Regions from separate parts of the Homo sapiens genome. Here region 2 is linked to region 1. A link is a contact called in ENCODE Hi-C data. All regions are on one chromosome and are shown on one strand. The core of a region is the stretch at or near the end of the contact, and the rest is flanking DNA. Distances in the headings are between cores, read along the strand shown. Region 1 holds the start of PLSCR4 (phospholipid scramblase 4). Region 2 holds the start of PLSCR2 (phospholipid scramblase 2).

The links. Hi-C counts contacts between places; a loop is a spot of excess contacts on that map. Pooled maps may share reads with other maps.
Region 2: a loop to region 1 is called in a pooled map, with 2.2 times the contacts of the local background. The contact joins the promoter of PLSCR2 here to the promoter of PLSCR4 in region 1. A Hi-C loop is called at or near these places in 1 of 50 pooled maps.

The regions. Positions count from the first base shown.
Region 1 is chr3:146,249,144-146,253,727 of GRCh38, reverse strand. It overlaps PLSCR4 (phospholipid scramblase 4), which reads left to right and starts at 2,623. Exons shown (of 9, transcript NM_020353.3): 1 at 2,623-2,768.
Region 2 is chr3:146,466,876-146,471,459 of GRCh38, reverse strand. It overlaps PLSCR2 (phospholipid scramblase 2), which reads left to right and starts at 1,899. Exons shown (of 8, transcript NM_001395437.1): 1 at 1,899-1,965. RefSeq lists an enhancer at 1,841-1,910.

The DNA of each region.
Region 1 (4,584 bases), core at 1,374-3,873:
GTAATCTCAGCTACTTGGGACGCTGAGGTGGAAGAATCACCTGAGCCCAGGAGGTCGAGGCCGCAGTGGGCTGAGGTTGTGCCACTGTACTCCAGCCTAGGCAACCAGAGTGAGACACTGTCTCAAAAATAACAAGAACTACTATAGGAAAGTCTCTAGCCTGAAGGTAAGTGATAATAGGTGAAATTAAGATCTATAAGAAAAAAAACGAGGAGCACAGGAAATTGTGTATATGTGGAAATATAGAAAAGCTATTTTCTTCTTTTAATTTCTGTAAAAGACAATGCACTAGTTAAGCAAAACTTAAAACATTTTGTTGTGTAAAGTCTATAATTAATGGGTATGTAAAATCTGATAGCATTTGCACATACAATTGAGGAACTGTAAAGTAATTATAAATTTCTTAACTTTATGTGAAGTGGTACATTATTAACTCTAAGTAGACTGTGGTAACCTAAGAACAACCAGTGAAAAGGAAATAACACGAAGAAATACACTTGGAGCAACAGAGCAACTAAAATGGGATTAGTATAAAAAGTAGTTAATTTGTCATCCCTCGAAATGTCCAGGTTGGAAAGTCATCAGATCAGGAAATTTCAGAAAAACAGGAAATTGAGTTCTTCTTCTTCCCCTCGAAAGTTGTGATTTGGGGTATATGACATACTTGATTTTATTTTAATCCCTCAAAGCAATATGTTTCACAAGACATGTTTTGCTCTTGAAATTTTTGGTATCTTCACGTGGCCACTGTGGATGTTTACATTCATAAGCTCAATTACTTGGCCTCTTTCATAAATTTTAAACAAAGGTAACATGCCGAGACCAGCTCAGTCGGGGAGACCCTAACCCAGCGGCGCTAGAGGAATTAAAGACACACACACAGAAATATAGAGGTGTCAAGTGGGAAATCAGGGGTGTCATAGCCTTCAGAGCTGACACCCCCGAACAGAGATTTACCCACGTATTAACAGCAAACCAGTCATTAGCATTGTTTCTATAGATGTTAAATTAACTAAAAGTATCCCTTAAGGGAAACGAAGGGATGGGCCGGATTAACTGCAGCAGGAACACGCCCTTAAGACACAGACCGCTCATGCTCATTGTTTGTGGCTTAACAATGCCTTTAAGCGGTTTTCGCCCTGAGCGGGCCAGGTGTTCCTCACCCTCACTCCCGTAAACCCACAACCTTCCAGCTTGGGCATTAGGGCCATTATGAACATGTTACAGTGCTGCAGAGATTTTGTTTATGGCCAGTCTTGGGGCCAGTTTATGGCCAGATTTTGGGGGGCTTGCTCCCAACAGTAACATATGCTATTATAATTTAGTTTCACCACCAGTTTCTTTGTTTTATGCTTTCAGTAAAACACTATGTCTGCATCTGAGAAATGTTCTGTGCAATTATTACTGAGAAGAACAGTATGAATTTTTTAATCTATTCTCACATGAATATTAACAAATAACACACATACAAAGAAAAATATAAAATTCTAGAACTCCACTCCCACATCCCTTCCCCTTTCCAACCTTCTCCCACAATGGGGTTCTGCCAAGTACTCCTCAGAGCTTAATCAAGCTTACTTCTGTCCAGTTCTGATTCTTTATAAGGTCAGAGGACCTTCAGTTCTCCCACTTCCTGTCAGTGTATTGTGCTTCTCTCCAAGCACCACCACAGAACTGAATCCCATTGGTCTGAAAGAAATATTTGTGCCTAACAGTAATAAGCAAATGGCATTTTTCTCCCAATGTCAGAAAACATGGGCAACCTGCTCCCTTTCCCCTTTATTGGCGTCTCTCCCGCCTTCCCTCCAAGATCAAATTGGCCTCCCCCAATTCTGTGGAAAAGAAAACAGAATTTCTGGGCCCTATGCCCAAGTGTTTCCAGCCAGCACGGCATTGCCAAGGCTAAATCACCAAGCCAAGGACCTGGGGGTGGGCGCAAATGCAAATCAAAAAGGCTCTTGAGGCCGGGTGCAGTGGCTCACGCCTGTAATCCCAGCACTTTTGGAGGCCGAGGCGGGCGGATCACGAGGTCAGGAGATCGAAACCATCCTGGCTAACACGGTGAAACCCCGTCTCTAGTAAAAAATACAAAAAATTAGCCGGGCGTGGTGGCGGGCGCCTGTAGTCCCAGCTGCTAGGGAGGCTGAGGCAGGAGAATGGCCTGAACCTGGGAGGCGGAGCTTGCAGTGAGCCGAGATCGCGCCACTGCACTCCAGCCTGGGCGACAGAGTGAGACTCCGTATCAAAAATAAAAATAAAAAAATAAAAAAGGCTCTTGAGAAAGAGGGGTTTCTTCATTTTCTCTCTAGGCGCAGTAATCTATGAACAAAGCTCCCTTTCCCAGGCCCTGCAACCTGCCCCTCTGATTGGAAGTGACCGTGGGCTGGCTTTTATCTTTTCTTTCACCTCTTATTAGAGTAGTGACAACTTATTTTCTTCATTTCTTCCTCCCCCTCGGCTTTTAGGTTTCAGCGGACTTCAGGGTGCCCCACCTCTTCCAGGAAGACGCTCCCCCGGGCTGGCGGCTCTCCCAGCGCGGGGCGGGGTCCGAGACGGGGAAGCCGCGCGCGGGGAAGGAGGGTCCAGGCGTGCCGGACCCGCCCCCAGAACCCGCGCCTAGCCCTCCCTTCCGCGCGCTTACTTTGTTTATAACTTGAAAAATCCTCTCCGTCTCCCTTCCCTGCCTCCTTTCCTTTCCCTTTCCTCTGCCAGTACAACTAGACCCGGCGTCTGGCGTCCCCGGTGCCCAGCATTCTGCGGGGCAGGCGGTGAGTGGGGCTGGACAGGCGGGCGCAGAGCAGGACAGGGTGGCGCGGGCGCCCGGGCTGCGGGGCCGAGGGCGTCGTCAGGGGAGGCCCGAGGCCGCGGTGCCTGCGGGCAGGCGCGGAGGTTGCGCGGCGTCCTGCGCTAGCAGTTCCCGGACACTGCGCTCGCGTCGCATCCTCAGGTGGTTGCAGAAGTTCCGTGGTGTCGGGCGCGCGTCTGCACTGCAGACGCAGAGGGTTTGGGAGCGAGCAGTTTCCTGCCCAGGGATGGGGGTCCTGGCTGCACTTCACGGGGGCGGCCCTTTCGTTTCGCTCTGCGTGACAGGTCTCGCTTGATTGGGTTTCTCATGGGTCTCTGGCGTTTCTACGGCGCGGCTCTCACGGACTCAGGCCAGGCCACTCGCAGGTAAAAACGCTATTTATAGTAACTTTTTAATTGCTCAGCGAGTGGAGGCGGTGACAGGAGAGAATCCCTCTCTCTTATTTCCAATTCTGGCAAACTGGGGCGATTTGGGGCTGTGCTTGATTTGTTTTTAAAAACGTTCATATTTAAAGACTTAGGATTTTATTTTGTGGCCTTATCTTCTCTTAGGATCTACAATTTAGTTTTTAATTTTATACTGCATTTAGAATGGAGCCACCAAAATAAGTACTTGTGAAGATATAATGCACCAAACTTGATACTGCTTAAAGGGGAATAGATTGCCTAATTTAAATTGCATTCTCCTGTAATAGTAATAGAACACAACCTCCATCTGTCTATCTGCTCTCATGGATAGCTGTGAAATACTAGCAGCATTTCCATTAAATTTGAAAAAGACAAGAATGCTAATCATTACACTCTGTGACATGGTTGTGAATTCTATGGGCGAGTGACAACAGGTAGGGGAACATATTATCACTTTATGCATGATGTGAGTGTATACCTTAATGTCCATAGGAAACACTGAAATTTGATGGGAAGCATAAGTGAATTTATCAAAGTTTCCAATTGCATCATACTTAATTTATAGAAGTCAGTTGATGTTTATACATAAACTAGATAATACAGTAAAATAAAGTAAAATTCAGTTTGGCATGAAATAACACACAATTGAGAAATTATTTTTAAGAAGATATAAAAAGGTATGTATGAGAATCCAATAAAATACATAACATTCTTCTAGGTAAAGATATCATTTCTCTAAAACAACGTATAAGTAGAATCCTAACTGAATATTTTTGTTACTGTTTTTAACTGTACTGTTTAGCTCATGTGGAAGAACAAACATATTAACGTTATGTATAATATATTACAAATAATAAAATACAAAATATATAATTATGTCTTATTTTATATATTATATATGATTTTAACATTTAATATTATACATACACACATATATATAGTGGAGACTTCTTCATATAATAAAAGGTGTTACAAAACTGTGGTGATTAAAAGACAGTGCAGTAGACCTACTACCAGATGTGTAAATGAAACTGAAGAGACATGGAAGAATAAAAGGAAAGCTGGCATTTGATAAGCATACATTTTAAATCACTGGGTGGGAAGAAGAAATAACATTTAATTGAATGTACTTGGACAAGCAGGAATTTGTTTGGGAAACCTAATAATAAAACTGGAACTTTTCCTCACTGTTAATAGACAAATGTAGTCTAGATGGCTTACTAGTTTAAATCTAAACATATGCAGCCTAAAAAGGGAAAAAGAAAGCCTGAATAGATATTTGTGCACATTGCATGTGGGAAAAGCATTTCTAAGCATAATACAAAAACCTAGACCCATTTAGGGACATGATTTTTATTAACATTTGCATCC
Region 2 (4,584 bases), core at 650-3,149, 220 kb before region 1:
TCAGACAAATCACAGAATAAAACTGTAAAATAATTAGTAATCATATGAAAAAGTCCTCAATCTCATTAACAATCAGAATCAACAAACAAAAAATAAGATAATGCTTGCCATTCACAGTAGGAAACATTTAGAATTGGTATTCTAGAATCGAAGAGGTGTGGAAAAATTAGAAATCCCATGACTTATTGGTAAAAGAATAAAATGTTTTTTTTATTGTATACAGAAAGATATGTGCAAAGATGATGACTACAGCACAATTTATAATTGATAAAACTTGGAAACAGTACCTAGATTATTAGATCAATGACACAGTTCTGTATTAGAGGGATAGAGATTTCCAAGATGCACTGTTAGGTGAAAAACACATCAGAGAAGAGCTGTATAAAATAATCCTCTTTATGTAAAAAAAAAACAAAAAAACAAAAACACTGTGTAGCTGTGTATATACTTATTTGTATGTATATAACATTTACTGAGCGCTTACTCTATGGCAAACATCATTCTAAATTCTTTATATATTTTAACTTCCTTAATCATCATAAAAATCCTCTGTGGTAGATACCATTACTACTCTCATTTTACCGATTAGAAAACAGGCAAAGAGATTGTCAAGTAATTTTCACAAGTCACAGGCACAGGAAGTAAAAAAGAAAGAATTCAAACTCAGGTAGCTCGATTTTCCTTCTTCCTTTTTCTATCTTATTTTCTCAATTTCTTTCTCCACCTTCCTCCCTTCCATTCCCTTTTTTCTTCCCTCCCCCCACCTCTCTTAGTGTGTCTTCAAATGTTTGTGTCAACCTTGGTTAGCAGGGTAATCGGGAGAACAGCACCGGGAATGGAGAGGGTGAGGTTTCATTTTTCTCCATATATGGTGTTATTGTTTGGAAGATCATGTGTTTTTGTTTGTTTGTTTGAGACGAGTCTTGCTCTCTCTCCCAGGCTGGAGTGTAGTGGCTGGATCTCGACTCACTGCAACCTCTGCCTTCCGGGTTCAAGCGATTTTTCTCCTGCCTCAGCCTCCCCAGTAGATGGGATTACAGGGGCACACCACCACACCTGGCTCATTTTTGTATTTTTAGTAGAGACGGGGTTTCACCATGTTGTCCAGGCTGGTCTTGAACTCCTGGTCTCAGGTGATCCGCCTGCCTCGGCCTCCCAAAATGCTAGGGTTTCAGGCGTGTAAATAAATTTTTAAAAAATCAGTAGAAACGTCAGTGCAATATGTATTTATTTATTGCATGAGGGTGTGCCAGTTGCAGGCACACCCTGAAAAATCAAAGGCGCGTCCTGAAAAATTAAACATTCTACACGCCTCATCATTTTCACTCTTAACTTAAAAATGCCTTTTGTTGGAAAGAAAAGGGAGAAGGGCAAGGGCTAGAGATAAAATAATCTCGACCGCTCCTCTTTTGTAGTCTAAGCTCCCTCACCTTGAAAAGCTACAGGCTTCTAAGGGATGGAGGTCAAGAGCAGAGTTAAGGAAGTTCCCGGGGTAGGCCACTCCCCGCCTGATGATTTTCCAGTTCCAGCTGGTGTCGACGTCCCAGTTCATCTGTGCCCTTAACCACCGGAGAAACGTTTCCGGAGTCTCTCCAAAGAGCAAAAAAGGGGACGGGGATGGGGAGAGGGAGACGGGACGGGCTGGGCGGCAGCTGCGCGTCGCACACGGCGTGGGGGGGTGGGTGCAGTCGCGCCCCCAGCTCGGCCGCGCTCCAGCAGCAAAGCCGGATCCTCTGAGCCCGCGCAGGGACCAGGGGAGGGAAGCCTTGTTGTACCCTTGGGGTCCAGAAACCTAAACTAGGGGCTGCTGCAGGTGTAGACTCTGAGGCTGGTCCAGGCCCCTTTTCCGCCGACTTCCGGGAGGGCTGTGCAACAGGTGTGCCTGGCAGTCACGGGGCAGACGGGAGGAAGCCACGCTAGGACCTCGGCTCGCTCAGGGCTGTGCGGGAGCAGCTGCAGCCACGGGTAAGGGGGCGGCTTTCTCAGTCGCCTCCCTATGGGACTGGGGTGTGCCTGGCTAGTGGGGACGATGCTCCGCCCCATAATTGTGTTTGCGTCAGAGGGCGGGGCAAGGGCCCAATGGGCCGCGGGAAGCGACACCTGAAGTGGAACGGAAACTCGGCAAGGGGCCCCAGGCGGCCCAGCTGTACCCTGGCTCACACCAGAACCGTTCGAATGACAAGGGGTGTCCTGCCTGAAAACGCCTTGCGGGGCTCAGCTTCCCCTTAGCTACACTGCTTTACAGGTAGAGAGCGGCCCTGAATCCTGGGCAGAGTCTGGGCTCAGGAGCATGTGCCAGCATAGTGGGGCTATTAGAAGGGACGGTTAATACAGCCTGCAAGCTGTCATTTATCAGTAAGTATTCAATGAAGTCCGCCAGGAGCCCACGTCTATGCTAGGCCCTCTACAATACCAGCTTAGGAAAGATAGTGGCGGTATGTAGCGCGGTTCCTAAGACCATTAGCTCCAGTCAGGCTCCCCGACTTTAAATTCGGCCTCTACTGCTTCACATCTGTGGACTGTCAGCCACTTTCTTCATATATGTTCTTTCCATTGCCTCATTTCTGAAATTGTGTAAGTATTAAATGAGCTACAGAGTATTACACTGAAATTTGGCACATTGGGAGAATGTGAGATTTTTTGTTTGTTTTTCAACGAAATAGGAACATAAATGCAACGGACATGAATCATGAATAATTTCAATTCAGCTAGTTACTGAGCTGTACAGCATTAAGTAAACATTTTATCTTTATGGGCTTAGTTTTCTCATTTATAAAGAAGAAAGGAAAACTCCTATTTGTGAGGGAGGTCTGGGTTGTTAGGAAAGGTTTTTGAGCAGTAATTAATGTGTGTTAATGTAAAGTTCTTAGAGCAGTGCCTGGCACTACAGAAAGTACTCAGTGAAAGTTAGCGTTTATTATTTTAAATATTTGACAAAGTCCCTGCCTCTCCAAGCTGACTCTCTGGTTCCCATGTGGTTTCATTCATTCACTGTTATTTCTGGAAGTCTTGGCATGGCCACTTGCCAGTTGCAGGAACAGGCAGTCGTTGTTTCTTCCCGCTTATGACACTGAGATACATGGTTAGTACCAGTGACACTTAGAAGTGTCAGGCGGTTTGGGGGCTCCTTTCTTTCTTGAACTTTTCCTAAGAGCAAACCTTTCTCTTATTGCCACCCTGATGTTTACAATAGAAGGGTTTTGAGCAATGAACAAGCACAAGGAAATGAAAAACACATACAAAGGAAAATGAGTGGATTGCTGCAGTTGGATAGACAAGTGTAAAATACCTGGGTCTCACTGTACATGAAGCAGCCTTCAGATCTGTAAGGGAACTATTCTTACTGACTGAAAAGAGCAAAATAATACTGTACACTCATTGTTGAATTAACAAACACAGATTAAGTGGCTTGTCTTGGATAAGACAAACCAAGCTCTGGCCTTTGAGGTCTTAAAGTGCAGGTAGAGCGACTTTAAACATTTGTGAACTGGCCCTTGTGCACCTTTCCATCCTCATCTCTAAGGGTCTGTCCATCTTTGGCTCTGTAATTTCATAAATTTTCATTTCCCGAATAAGCCCAGTTTCCTGCAGCTTAGGACTTCTACTAGTGAGCTTCCCTCTGTCTATAATGCCCTACCACGCCCCTCATACATCCCTATGGCCTGGCTGATTCTAGACTTTTTTCAACTCTCCGCTCTGACTTTCCTGACAATGCCACCACTACTCCAACTAAATCAATGACTCCATATCCTTTTTATTGTACCATTATTTGTATTCATAGTGCTTAATGTATTTGTATATGTACAAATACATTTGTATTGTTATATATGTGTTATCCATAATATATTTATAATAAATTTAATTAATATAATGTGCTGGAATATATTTAATTTTATTAACTGCCTGACTCCTCCATTTTTTAGTGCCTGTACAGTGCCTTTCATGCTCTATGCCTTTGGTTAAGATTCCTTGAATATTAATCAAATGGTAGTAATTAGATGGTAACCAAATCTTTTAAGTGCATAAAATTTACATATCATGTAAATATATTATTCAACTAGATTAATATTCAAGGGAGGTCTGGGTTGTTGGGAAAAGTTTTTGAGCAGTGATAAAGCAATCAAATGAGAATAACTGACTTTAAGACTCATTTTTGTTTCTTTTGTCTCCTTGGTTTACTTGTTAGTTTTGTAGAACACTTTACTACTACAATTTCAGTTGGGTCTAGTTGATCAATATTCCTTGAAAAACAAAATAAGCTTTATGTTAAGTGAGTATTTATGTACTTATACATTTATACATGTGTACATATATGTGGATATATGTATGTACACATATGTGTACCTGTACACACACTCTATAGCACTGCCTTGAACAGTGCTAAATTTAAAAGCCAAAGCACTTTAGTTAATCAGTAGTAACAACTGTGCTTTTCATTTCCCAAAATTTGTTGTTAAAAACTGCTTTTAAAAAAGTTTTGCCTATCCTAGTTAAAAACTAATTGATCATGAGACTAAATTGAAATTCAAGATATTTCTATCTTACGTAAGAAAGATACCTTAAAGATAACCTCTAACAACTTTC